Regions from separate parts of the Homo sapiens genome. Here region 1 is linked to region 2. The links are chromatin contacts, found by Hi-C or POLR2A ChIA-PET in ENCODE. All regions are on one chromosome and are shown on one strand. The core of a region is the stretch at or near the end of the contact, and the rest is flanking DNA. Distances in the headings are between cores, read along the strand shown. Region 1 has its middle 32 kb from the start of LINC01267. Region 2 holds the start of LINC01267 (long intergenic non-protein coding RNA 1267).

Evidence for each region. A loop is a pair of places that touch in the nucleus more often than their neighbours do. ChIA-PET counts read pairs that join two places held with the same protein, here RNA polymerase II (POLR2A). Pooled maps may share reads with other maps.
Region 1: a loop to region 2 is called in a pooled map, with 2.1 times the contacts of the local background. The contact joins the enhancer-like site here to the promoter of LINC01267 in region 2. A Hi-C loop is called at or near these places in 6 of 168 maps with a recorded cell type or tissue (Calu3, Right ventricle myocardium inferior, ascending aorta and 3 more) and 1 of 50 pooled maps. POLR2A ChIA-PET finds 5 or more read pairs at or near these places in 4 of 52 experiments (H1, MCF 10A, OCI-LY7 and 1 more).

The regions. Positions count from the first base shown.
Region 1 is chr3:14,318,355-14,323,778 of GRCh38, forward strand. No RefSeq gene overlaps it. Among named protein-coding and RNA genes, the nearest start is that of LINC01267, 32 kb to the right of the region's middle. RefSeq lists enhancers at 1,168-1,477, 1,498-1,557, 4,586-5,179. Within about 2 kb of position 1,422, at least 3 of the 41 ENCODE cell types and tissues checked have a DNase peak (open chromatin) inside an H3K27ac peak, as active enhancers do.
Region 2 is chr3:14,349,826-14,354,994 of GRCh38, forward strand. It overlaps LINC01267 (long intergenic non-protein coding RNA 1267), which reads right to left and starts at 2,743. Exons shown (of 3, transcript NR_110135.1): 1 at 896-2,743. RefSeq lists enhancers at 2,740-3,297, 3,858-4,415, 4,416-4,973.

The DNA.
Region 1 (5,424 bases), core at 172-2,671, 33 kb before region 2:
TCCTGGGCAGCATGTTTCAGAAGGCTTATGAGGATATGCTGTTTAGTTTCTGTTCTATTTAACACATCTGCAGTGGCCATGTTACATCTCCTTTGCTGCTTTTCTTTTTTTCCTGTTTTCTGCTTTCTGTTCCATCATCTCCCACTCTTTTCCCCCAACTTCTCTCTCTTCAGCTCCCCAGAAAATCTCCTTTCCACCCCAACTTCTTTCTCTATCATATCATATCTAAACATTATTTGGCATAATAAGTCTTCCAGAAGTCAGGGAGGGCTTCAGAGAGGTGAGTAGGGCTCTTGAGCAGGGCTTCGAGGAATGAACAGGAGTTGGTTAGGAAGAGAAAGAAGGAAAGGGCAGGAAACTAAGGTGCTTAAATACAAAGGCTGGATCCATACAGGCAGGGTTTGAATCCTGGCTTAGCCACTCTGTGGCTGTGTGATCTGGGGCAAATTACATAACCTCATCAAGCCCGAGTTAACTCATCAGCATAATGGGAATTTCCAGATTATCTCAGTGTCAGAGTCTCTGGGCTGGTCCTACTGGCTGATGAGAGCCAACTGTGCATCTCTCTTCCAATGCTGCATTTGACAATGTCACCCTGGGAGCTTGAAATCTGCCACTGTGGAAGTATTTGCACCATGGAAATCGGCAGACTCTACAAGTCAGAACATTTTTTTCCCCCTCCAGAGAGCCAGTTCACCAACACATCACCACCTGCAGCTGGGAAGCTGGGTTAAGATTAGATTTGATTGCAAGGGGCTTTGAACAGCAAGGCCTGGAGATGTATTGTTCAAATGTTTGCTGTGGAACTTCAGAGACACAATTTGACCCTACCTAGTCTGAGGGGAAAAAAAAAAAATTTTTTTTCTTTTAGAAATAAAGAAGGCCTGAGTTTCTAAACTCAGAAGGCTTGAGTTTCTAAAAAAAAAAAATCCCAAACACATTCTCATATTATATTTACATAACTCTTCAAAAGATCTCCTAGAACACCTTAATTAAAAATACATATATATTATTTCTGTTGAATGAGCAAACCTTGAATAAGAAAATCACCAACGTTCTCAAGCTGAAAAACGGGGAGATTTTTAACTGGGAAAAACTGGGTGTGGAGGGGTCAGCAGTGGCCAGTTCACACGTAACTTAGCTGGGAAGGAAGCTGGCCTGTATCCTATTAGCAGTGGGAAATCATGGGAGGGTTTGAAGCAGACAAAGGCTATGATCAGATTCTGGTCTTGGAAAACATCCTTCTGGCTGCTCTTTGGAGAAGAGTCGGGAGAGAGCCGAAACAAATTCAAGGAGACCAGGCAAGAGATGAAGGGGATGTGGACAAGCATGTTTCTGGAGAGACAATGCTGTGTGTTTGCCTTACTTCCTTTTTCTCCTGGGCACTCAGCTGGACTACATTTCCCAGGCTCCTCTGCAGTGAGGTAGGACCATGTGATTTAGTTCCGGCCAATAGAATGTGGGCAGAAGTGATGTAAGGAACTTCCTGCCCTGGCCAAGGAAACTCTCCCATACAATCCTCTGGGCTGTTTCTCTTTCCCGCTTGCCTCCTGCAGAGGGTCCAATGCAGAACTCCAAGGCCTGAGGGGTGGCAAAGCCACTGGCTGGAAGGAGCCTGGGTTGCTGAATGACTGTATGGAGCAGAGACTCACCATTCACTGCATTGGACTGTGCTGAAAAGGACAAACCTTCCTTGTGTTGAGCCCTGAGACCTGGGACTGTTTGTTACAGCTGCCAACCTGATGGATGTTGGGTGATGAATCAGAGACAGGGGTGCAGACTAGAGAGCTCTTTGGGGTAAAGTCGTGGGACTTGGGATAGATTGGAAGTGGAATGAGAAAAGAGGAGGCATCGCGGACAGAGTCCATGTTTCTGATTGAGCAGTGGTGCCTTTTGCTCAGAGAATGTGAGGAGGTCTTTCTGGAGGGCTGTTTGGTGCATTTCAGATACTGGAGTAGAGCTGTCAAGAGGCTCTTTTCTTGGCCTGTGCCATGTGGGGCAGTCCAGCAGCTCCTCCAGAAGCATGTTATGGTGGCAAATGCTGCCCGTCATTCATCCGAAAGAGGAGACAGGGAACATCTGCCTGTGAAGTCATCGTGCTGCCCTCAGCCAGAGCCTACCCAGGAGAGCTGGGGAATACTAACTGCTTCCTGCCCAGCCCAGCAACACCCTACCATGTCCATATTTGTGACCCCAAGCTGTGACAAGGCTAATGTTGGGACCTAATTTATTTTTACTTCCTTTTAACAAATGTTTCCTGAGGGCCTATGATAATCATAATATTAAAACTATTATTTATTACCCACCGCTAGTCCCAATTACTCGAAAGACTGAGGCAGGAGGATCACTTGAGCTCAAGAGTTTGAGTCCAGCCTGGGCAACATAGCAAGACCCCGTCTCTAAAACAAAAACAATTTTTTAGAAAACTACTGAAACTACTGCTATTTCTTAAGCACTTACCATGTTCTAGACAGTATGCCAAGTGCTTTACTACATTTCATTAAATCTCCAACAGAGATGGGAACTATTATTGGCCGCATTTGACAGGTGGGGAAACTGAAGTTCAGAGAGCTAACTCTGCACGAGCTAGGCTTTGGACCCAGGTCATCAAATTCTATAGTCTGTTATCCCCATATGAAGCCAATTCTGCCTGGAGCACCAAGATTGACATGATCTCACAGAACTGAGCGTGGCCCCATCTCCTGCATTCCCCGGAGAGGCCCTTTTAGTCTCTCACAGTTCTTGTTCCACCAGAGTGGGTAGTGGCTGCTGTCTGCCACCCAGCACATTGGCACATTTTGGAGACCTCTTCCTTTGTCTTTGGGAAGCCTGGGGCTGGGCTACCCCATTGCATTTCCCTCCATGAGAGGAGACTGTCATTTTGCCAGGTCCTGGGTCCTAGGTTACTGGGCCACCCACTGTTGGCATGGTGACCAGATCATGACCCAAATCATGGCCCCTGATGGGCACAGATTCCTAGGCAGCCACCGTCCTCAGAAGGGGCCAATGGGCCTGGCATCCAGAGCAGTTCTTGAGCTAGTGTGGAAACCCATTTACACCACCTTAGCCCAAAAGTAGTGTTTAAGGAATCACAGAATCCAAGGGAAAGTTTGGGCCAAAATCTAGAATCAGCCACCCAGATGTCACCACAAGCCTCTCCCCATCCCTTATCGCTACTCCTTGAAGACTGCCACAGGACAGAGGCAGGTGGTTGCCCACCTAGCATCCCTTCTCATTTAAAAGAGCCCTGGCCGAGCCCTGCAGTGGGTCACACCTGTAATCCCAATACTTTGGGAGGTCGAGGCAGGAGAACCACTTGAGCCCAGGAGTTGGAAACCAGCCTGGGCAACAGAGCGAGACCCTACCTCTACAAAAAAATGAAAAAATTAACCAGGTATGGTGGGGCATGCTTGTGGTCCCAGTTACTTGGGAGGCTGATATAGGAGGATCACTTGAGCCCAAGAGGTTGAGGCTGCAGTAAGGTATGATTGCACCACTGTACTCTAGCCTGGGCTGCAGAGCCAGACCCTGTCTAAAATAAAATAAAATAAAATAAAATAAAATAAAATAAAATAAAATAAAATAAAATAAAATAAAATAAAATAAAATAAAATCCCTGATTTTCTTCAGCAGGATGCTCTTTCCCAGCCTCACCATCTCAGCCATGAGATGTAAGCAGACACCTGCTATGAGTTCTGGGAAAGTTTTTGTATCCTTGATAAAAAAAATGTCGAACACAACTGGCCTAGCCCTTCCCCTTTTTATCCTTCCTTGAATGCAGATGTAATGACTGGAGCAGAGGCAGCCATCTTATACCCATAAGAGAAAGGCAAGAAAACCACAAAATTCCAGTTCTAACCTCATTGAGTGGCCGAACCAATGCCTGTGGTCACCTGTCTCTAGATGTCTTGTCACATGAGGAAAATATAACTTTAGTTATTAAGCCATTGAGGGACAGATTTGTTCTGACTTGCAGGAGAAAGCCATCCTAATGGAGACTATTGCTGTCACCGTCACTGCTGCTACATAAATGGAAACATAGTTGCCTCTGGCCCCTGAGTTTTGTATTTTATAGGCTCTGAACTCAACCTTCTGTGTCCCAAGTTTTAAAAAAAACATTCCTGGGCTGAGACTCATTGGCCCAGTTTAGATTGTCTATGCCTGGGCCACTCTTCCATGGCCAGGGAGGGTGGACTGTGATTGACCCAGTTGGTGCCAACCCTTAACCCAATCAACCATGGCCAGAGGAATTGGTGGGGAGGGGGGGTGCCATTTGAATATGAAGATAAGAGAGCTCCAGGCAGCCTGGCTCATTAGTGTGTCATTCTGGTCACCCAGATCAAGGGCACTCACAAGGTCGTCCTCACTCCCGCCTCGCTTTCATCCACTCTACCATGTTTACTGCACGTTCACTGTGTGTGCTGCACGGTGCTAGGGCAAGATGGAATTTGAACTGGATTATCCAGAGTCCAAGATCTGGCCCGTATCCACTGCTAGACCCTGCAGGCAACCTGGCTCTGTCCCCTTAGAGTCCTTGGTCTCAGTTTACAGGCTCGGGTTCAAACTCGGGCTCTGCCACCCATGGCTGCTGACAGTTTCCCCCTGCTGCTCAGCTTTCTCGTCTGTAACAGGTAGGGGTTCCCTTGCTGAGTTCAGAGTCCTTTCCTGGCGTCAGTGAGCTTCGGAGTCAGCAGGCTGGATTCCATTCCCAGCTTACCCTCTCCTGGCTGTGTGACCTCAGGCGGCCACCTCACTTCTCTGCACCATGATCCCCTGTCTTTAAACCATGGGGATGACCCTGCCCCCAGGTTATGGGGTAGAGTAATTCATGAGATGACCCTGGGTCACACAGGAGGTGCTCAATAAATCCTAAAAATAAAAGCTTAGCAGCCCCAAGGGAATGTGTGACAAATTATAGGCAGGATTTCCTGAGGCTGGCAGTCCAGGAAGAGGTCAAGCATTGGGTGGGGTTTATCCCCCACCCCCCAGGCCTGGAGAAGCTCCTGAAACAGGCAGACAGGACAGGAATGGGGCTCCCAGACCCCTGCCCTTGCCTGCATAATCTTGTGGGACTGGTTGGCAGATGTGGGTCAGTGGTGCATACGCGTCCCTGGAGTGAGGGCAGCGGAAAGCTGTTCCTGTCCATCTGAGGGCTGGCAGCCACCAGGGCCACATCCGCATAGAAGAAAGAAACCAAGGGCAGCACTTGGGTCCTGTCACTGACAGCTGCTGGCCACAGAAGAGAGGCTGACCTTCTCTTTGTCCCCCCGGGAGGCAGGCGGGGCTGGTGAGGGGACGAGGGTTTCAATCCAGGCACTTGGGCAACCCTCCCCACGTAGCTGGCGTTTCTTCCCAAGCCACAGCCCCGGGACTACATGAAAAACAAAGCTTCCTGGCCCCAGCAGCATGTATCACTGCCTTCCT
Region 2 (5,169 bases), core at 1,493-3,992:
GACTAAGTTGAAACAAAGTCATTAGGGTGGGCCCTAATCGACTGGCATCTTTATAAGAGAAAATGACACAGACAGGCACAGAGGGAAGATGGATGTGAAGATGCAGGGAGAAGGCTACTGTTTGCAAGCCAAGGAGAGAGGCTCAGAAGAAATCAGCCCTGCCGAAACCTCGATCTGGGACTTCCAGCCTCCAGAACTGAGAAAATAAACTCCTGTTGTGGAAGTCCCCAGCCCAGCCTGTGATATTTTGTAATGGCAGCCCTACCAACCTAACACAGGGTAATCTTCCTACATATAAATTCTCCCTCTGTAAAATACAATTAAATGAATTTTTTTTTTGAGACGGAGTCTCACTCTGTCGCTAGGCTGGAGTGCATTGGCGCGATCTCAGCTCACTGCAACCTCCCTTCCAGGGTTCAAGTGATTCTCCTGCCTCAGCCTCCCGAGTAGCTGGGATTACAGGTGCCCACCACCATGCCTGGCTAATTTTTTATATCTTTAGTAGAGACGGGTTTTCACCATGTTGGCCAGGCTGGTCTCGAACTCCTGGCCTTGTGATCCGTCTGCCTCAAGCTCCCAAAGTGCTGGAATTACAGGCGTGAGCCACTGTGTCCGGCCAAAGGAGTATTGTTTTAAAGCGAGCAAGCGTAGGTTATAAGTGGATTGTACATGACTCTTCAGGGCTTCAATACCCAGCACTCTGCTATGTTCTCAGCAAGCCCTCCATAAAGCCTCAAATGCTAGTGAAAGTCGTGGCCACTACCTAATGCATTAACTGGTCACTGAGGTGCTCCCCACTCTTCCCAGCAGATTCTAGAGGTTTTTAAAAGCTCCTGCAGTTTAAAGCTATTCACACTACTGCCCTACCACCATTCCCTGAATACTGACTACGTACCAGGTGGAGTGCGCCATGGTGGTGGGATGGCAGGCCCATGAGGGGGTTACTTTCATCCTCATCTCACAGGTCGGCTTTCTGAGGCTTGGAGTGGGGCATGACTTGCCCAAAGTCACTCAGGGAGCTGGTGGCCATTTCGATGTCCAGATGAAAGGCTTTATTCCCACAGAGGTGACTCACGTTTCCACAGACTCCCATTCCTCAGGTGATGGCTCAGTCCTCCCAGGGGAGGTTTCTGCACAGCTTGTCTTTGTCCATTTGGACAGGCAGGCATTCCCTAAAGAGCTGTGGGGTTTCTTCTCTCCTGCCGGGAGGCTCTGGGCAGACACTGACCTCAAGGAGGCCGGGGTATTAGAATCTCCAGAGAAAATTTCCACAGGGCTGAAGGCGTTGGGGAGGCGGGCTGCACCATCATGGTGTAGCAGGTGTGGAGGCCTGGGTAGTTACTGGAGGCCCAGGAGGTGTGTCCTCAGTGATGGGAGGTAGTGGGGAGGGTCACATCCCCATGACCCACAGGGCTAGGGCTGTGGCTGTGGAGGTGGCTGCAGTGATGTGTTCAGGGCGGCCACACACCCTGTTTGTGGCCCAGAGCATGTCACTCTGCTTATTCCATTTCATGTCTTCTGGGCAGCCAGCTCTGACCCCGCAGGGTCGAGGACCCATCTGGCCCCCACAGCCCACAGAGCTACTCACACCTCCTGCTCTCTGCTTGAGCCTTCCTCCTCCACCAAACTGTGAGCTCTGTGCGGCAGAGCCGGTATCTGCCTTCTCTTTGAGACCCCGACACCCGGCCCAGGTGGGAGCTGGACAGTGAGGCAGGGCAAACACAGCTGCTACAGCCCAACCTGGCTCCACTCCCAGCTCACCCACCTACCAGCTGCGCAACCCCGGGCAAATCAGCACATCTCCTACAGCGGCAGTTTTCACCTCTGTCAAATGGGGCCACCGAGGACTGTCTTGCCTCCCTAATTGCAGAGGAAATCAGATAGTTCGCACTCCCTGGGCTGGGCCCTGGGATTCCCTTCCCTCTGGATCCTACTGTAGATGGAGTAGGTGGATGAGGAAAAGATAATTATAGGGCCAGGCCTGGGGGAGGATGCTTGCCTGGAGAGAACCAGAGACAGCTTCAGAGAGGAGATTCCTTAAACGGGGCTTTGAAGAGGGCAGGGGTCGTCATACCAAGAATCACCACTGTGATGGTGATGGCTGGCATCTCTGGAGGACCTACTGCGTGCTAGACACTGTTTTAAATGTTTGTGTGTTAACTTGTTTAATCCTCAGAATAACTTAAACTCATGTGATCCCCATTTTACAGAGGAGGAGGCTGAGACACAGAGAAGCTTGTGACTTGCCCGAGTAGGAGATCGCCCAGCAGGGCATAACAAGCGAAGGGGAAAGCTTGGGCGATGGTGCAGAGGCAGGAAACAGCCTGGCGCTCAGGGGAATTGGTCGTAGGTTGGTACAGCCATGAGTGCCCAGGAGCCACACCCCTCTTGTGTAATCCTCTCCTACATTGGCCGCCGGCTTGGTCACATGACCCGCTTTAGCCAATGGGACAGCAGCAAATGCAATGTAAGCAGCGGCTTGGGAAGCGGTTGCACATGTGGCTTGCTCTGGGAAGGCTGCATCCAATGGAGGAGCCCAGGCTAGCCTGCTGGAGATGTACGGCTCAGCCAACGGCAGCTACCCCAGGCCAGGCAAGGCCAACTTAGACCATGCTGCACCAAGGTGTCTTCAGCTGCCTGGGTGAGCCTAAATGAAACCAGCAGAATTGCCCAGCCTAACCTGGACCAGATGACAAAGCTAATTTAGTGTGGTTTGAGTGCATTAATAGATCATTGAGACAAACTTTCAAGTGTCCAGTATCTGAAGAGAACAAGATGACCAATGCTGTGCAGATGTGACAGAGCAGATAACTGTACCTGCAGTGTCCTGTCCTTGGAAGCACTGTGGGAAGACAAGGCTTAAAGGAAAACTTCTGGTGCTCTGGGTTCCTGACATCGGCAGCCCCAAGAGAGGGGTTCTCAGTTCACACTCCCCTCTGCATTCTGAATCCCAAAGAGGATCCTTAACTCCCACCTCACTGCCTGCTTCCAAAGCACCCAGCTAGCTTCAAAGGCCATCACCCTCCATCCAGTACCTGGCATGAAGCCAGCACATAGGAGCTGCTTTATTTTATTTTACGTTACTTTATTTTATTTTTGAGATGGAGTCTCGTTCAGCTGCCCAGGCTGGAGTGCAGTGGCGTGATCTTGGCTCACTGCAATCACCGTCTCCAGGTTCCCTGATTCTCCCATCTCAGCATCCCGAGTAGCTGGGACCACAGGCACCCACCATCATGCCCGGCTAATTTGTGTGTGTGTGTGTGTGTGTGTGTGTGTGTGTGTGTGTGTGTGTGTGTATTTTTAAGTAGAGACGGGGTTTCACCATGTTGGCCAGGCTGGTCTTGAACGCGTGACCTCAGATGATTCGCCCGCCTCGGCCTCCCAAAGTGCTAGGATTACAGAGGAGCTGCTTTATAAACAGTTTTTAAATGATGGGGAATGCATGCAGCCTCGCATATACACCAGGTACTCTGAACCACTGCAGAAACACTAAATACAAAATCAAAGCTGCCTGTCATATAGCTGGACAGGTGTGTCCACTGCTCCCACACCCCCAGAATGGATGGACTGTTCATTTCCTCCTTAGACTCAATTGCTCTTCCCTCCTCCAGTCCCCTGCCCAGGTTAGACAGCATCTGAATCCCCCACTTAGAATGAATGGAGTATCTGCCTCCCCCCTGAGACTGGATGGAATGTCCACCTTCTCCCTTAGACTGGGTAAGGTTAACCCACCTCTCCTTTTGGCCTGGGATCTCCTTAAAGGCAGAGGCCTGCCTAATCCATCCTGTGGCCCCAACACAGGATTTGGCCCTGAGGTCCTGCAGGGTAGAGCCCTGTGTTTCCCAGCAGGGCCCCCGCCTGGGTTAATCCTCCACTTCCTGATCTTCTAGTGGCCTTTCTCATGCCTGGAGTCTGTGTGGGATGGTCAGAAAGATGGATTGACACACAGCCCACTTTCATTTTTACTAGTTTTCCTCTTCCTAGTTCATCCCCTCCTCCCCAGCATATTTTTTGCCTGCATTTCACAGACTATGAAACCAAGTCTCAGGATGCATAATGTGGTCAAGTTCATGACAGGGAGTAGACGGTGAAGCCGGGACTTGAACCCAGGTCTGTCTGGTTGCAGCCCCAGCATTCCTGAGAGCCACACCCACTGCTACAATGCTGGAGGGGCTTGGGCCCCTGTGCTGTTTGCTGGGGTCCCAGGTGAGCATCATGCTTTAGTTTTGAAATTCTGCCCTGGAGAGGGGCCCTCTGGGAAGGGAAGGCTCTGCGGCTAGACAGGGTCTCTGACGGCCACCCGAGAAGGGCTGGAGAAAATGGCTCCCAGCCCACAGGGACTCGCTGGCCTTGCAAAGAGCACTGGACAGGGAGCCATAGACACCCAAAGCCAGTCTTGGCTCCACAGCTGGCCAGCCACTTTGCCTCAATTTCCTTATCCATGGGCACAATAACAGCCACCGAGAGCGTGGTGCCAAGTGCCCTGTAAACATGAATTCCCCTGGCTCACAGGTCCCCCAGCCCACCTTGGTATCTCCTTCTTCCCCTCTCGCATCTGCTCACCCCATTTCTGGATCAAATGCCTGCCACAAATTTCTTGCTCCTTTGTTTTAACCAAGGCAAGTTGATCACAGAACTGAATGCCTGAGGCCGGGCTCAGTGGCTCATGCCTATAATCCCAGCACTTTGAGAGGTCGAGGTGGGCGGATCACTTGAGGTCAGGAGTTTGAGTCCAGCAAAACCCTGTCTCTATTGAAAATACAAAAATTAGCTGGGCATGGTGGTGCACGCCTGTAATCCCGGCTACTTGGGCAGCTGAGGCAGAAGAATTGCTTGAACCTGGGAGACAGAGTTGGCAGTGAGCCGAGATCGTGCCACTGCACTCCAGCCTGGGGGACAGAAACTCCATCCCCCACCTCCAGAAAAAAATGAAAAACTAGACTTGTAGCACAAACAAGCCCCCCAGCCAGGATGCCTCTGAGTGACATGTGAGGTGGGGTCTGAGAGCAGAGACGTGCAGCCAGGTCCCATCTAGCTTCACTTGGACTGCCAGGGCTCCAGGAGTTGGAGGGCAGCCCGGGGCTCAGGGCTACCAAGCTCTGCCTGTGAGTCTCAGCTCCACCTTTTAGTCACTATGTGACCTTTGGAAGGTCACATTGCCACTCCCTA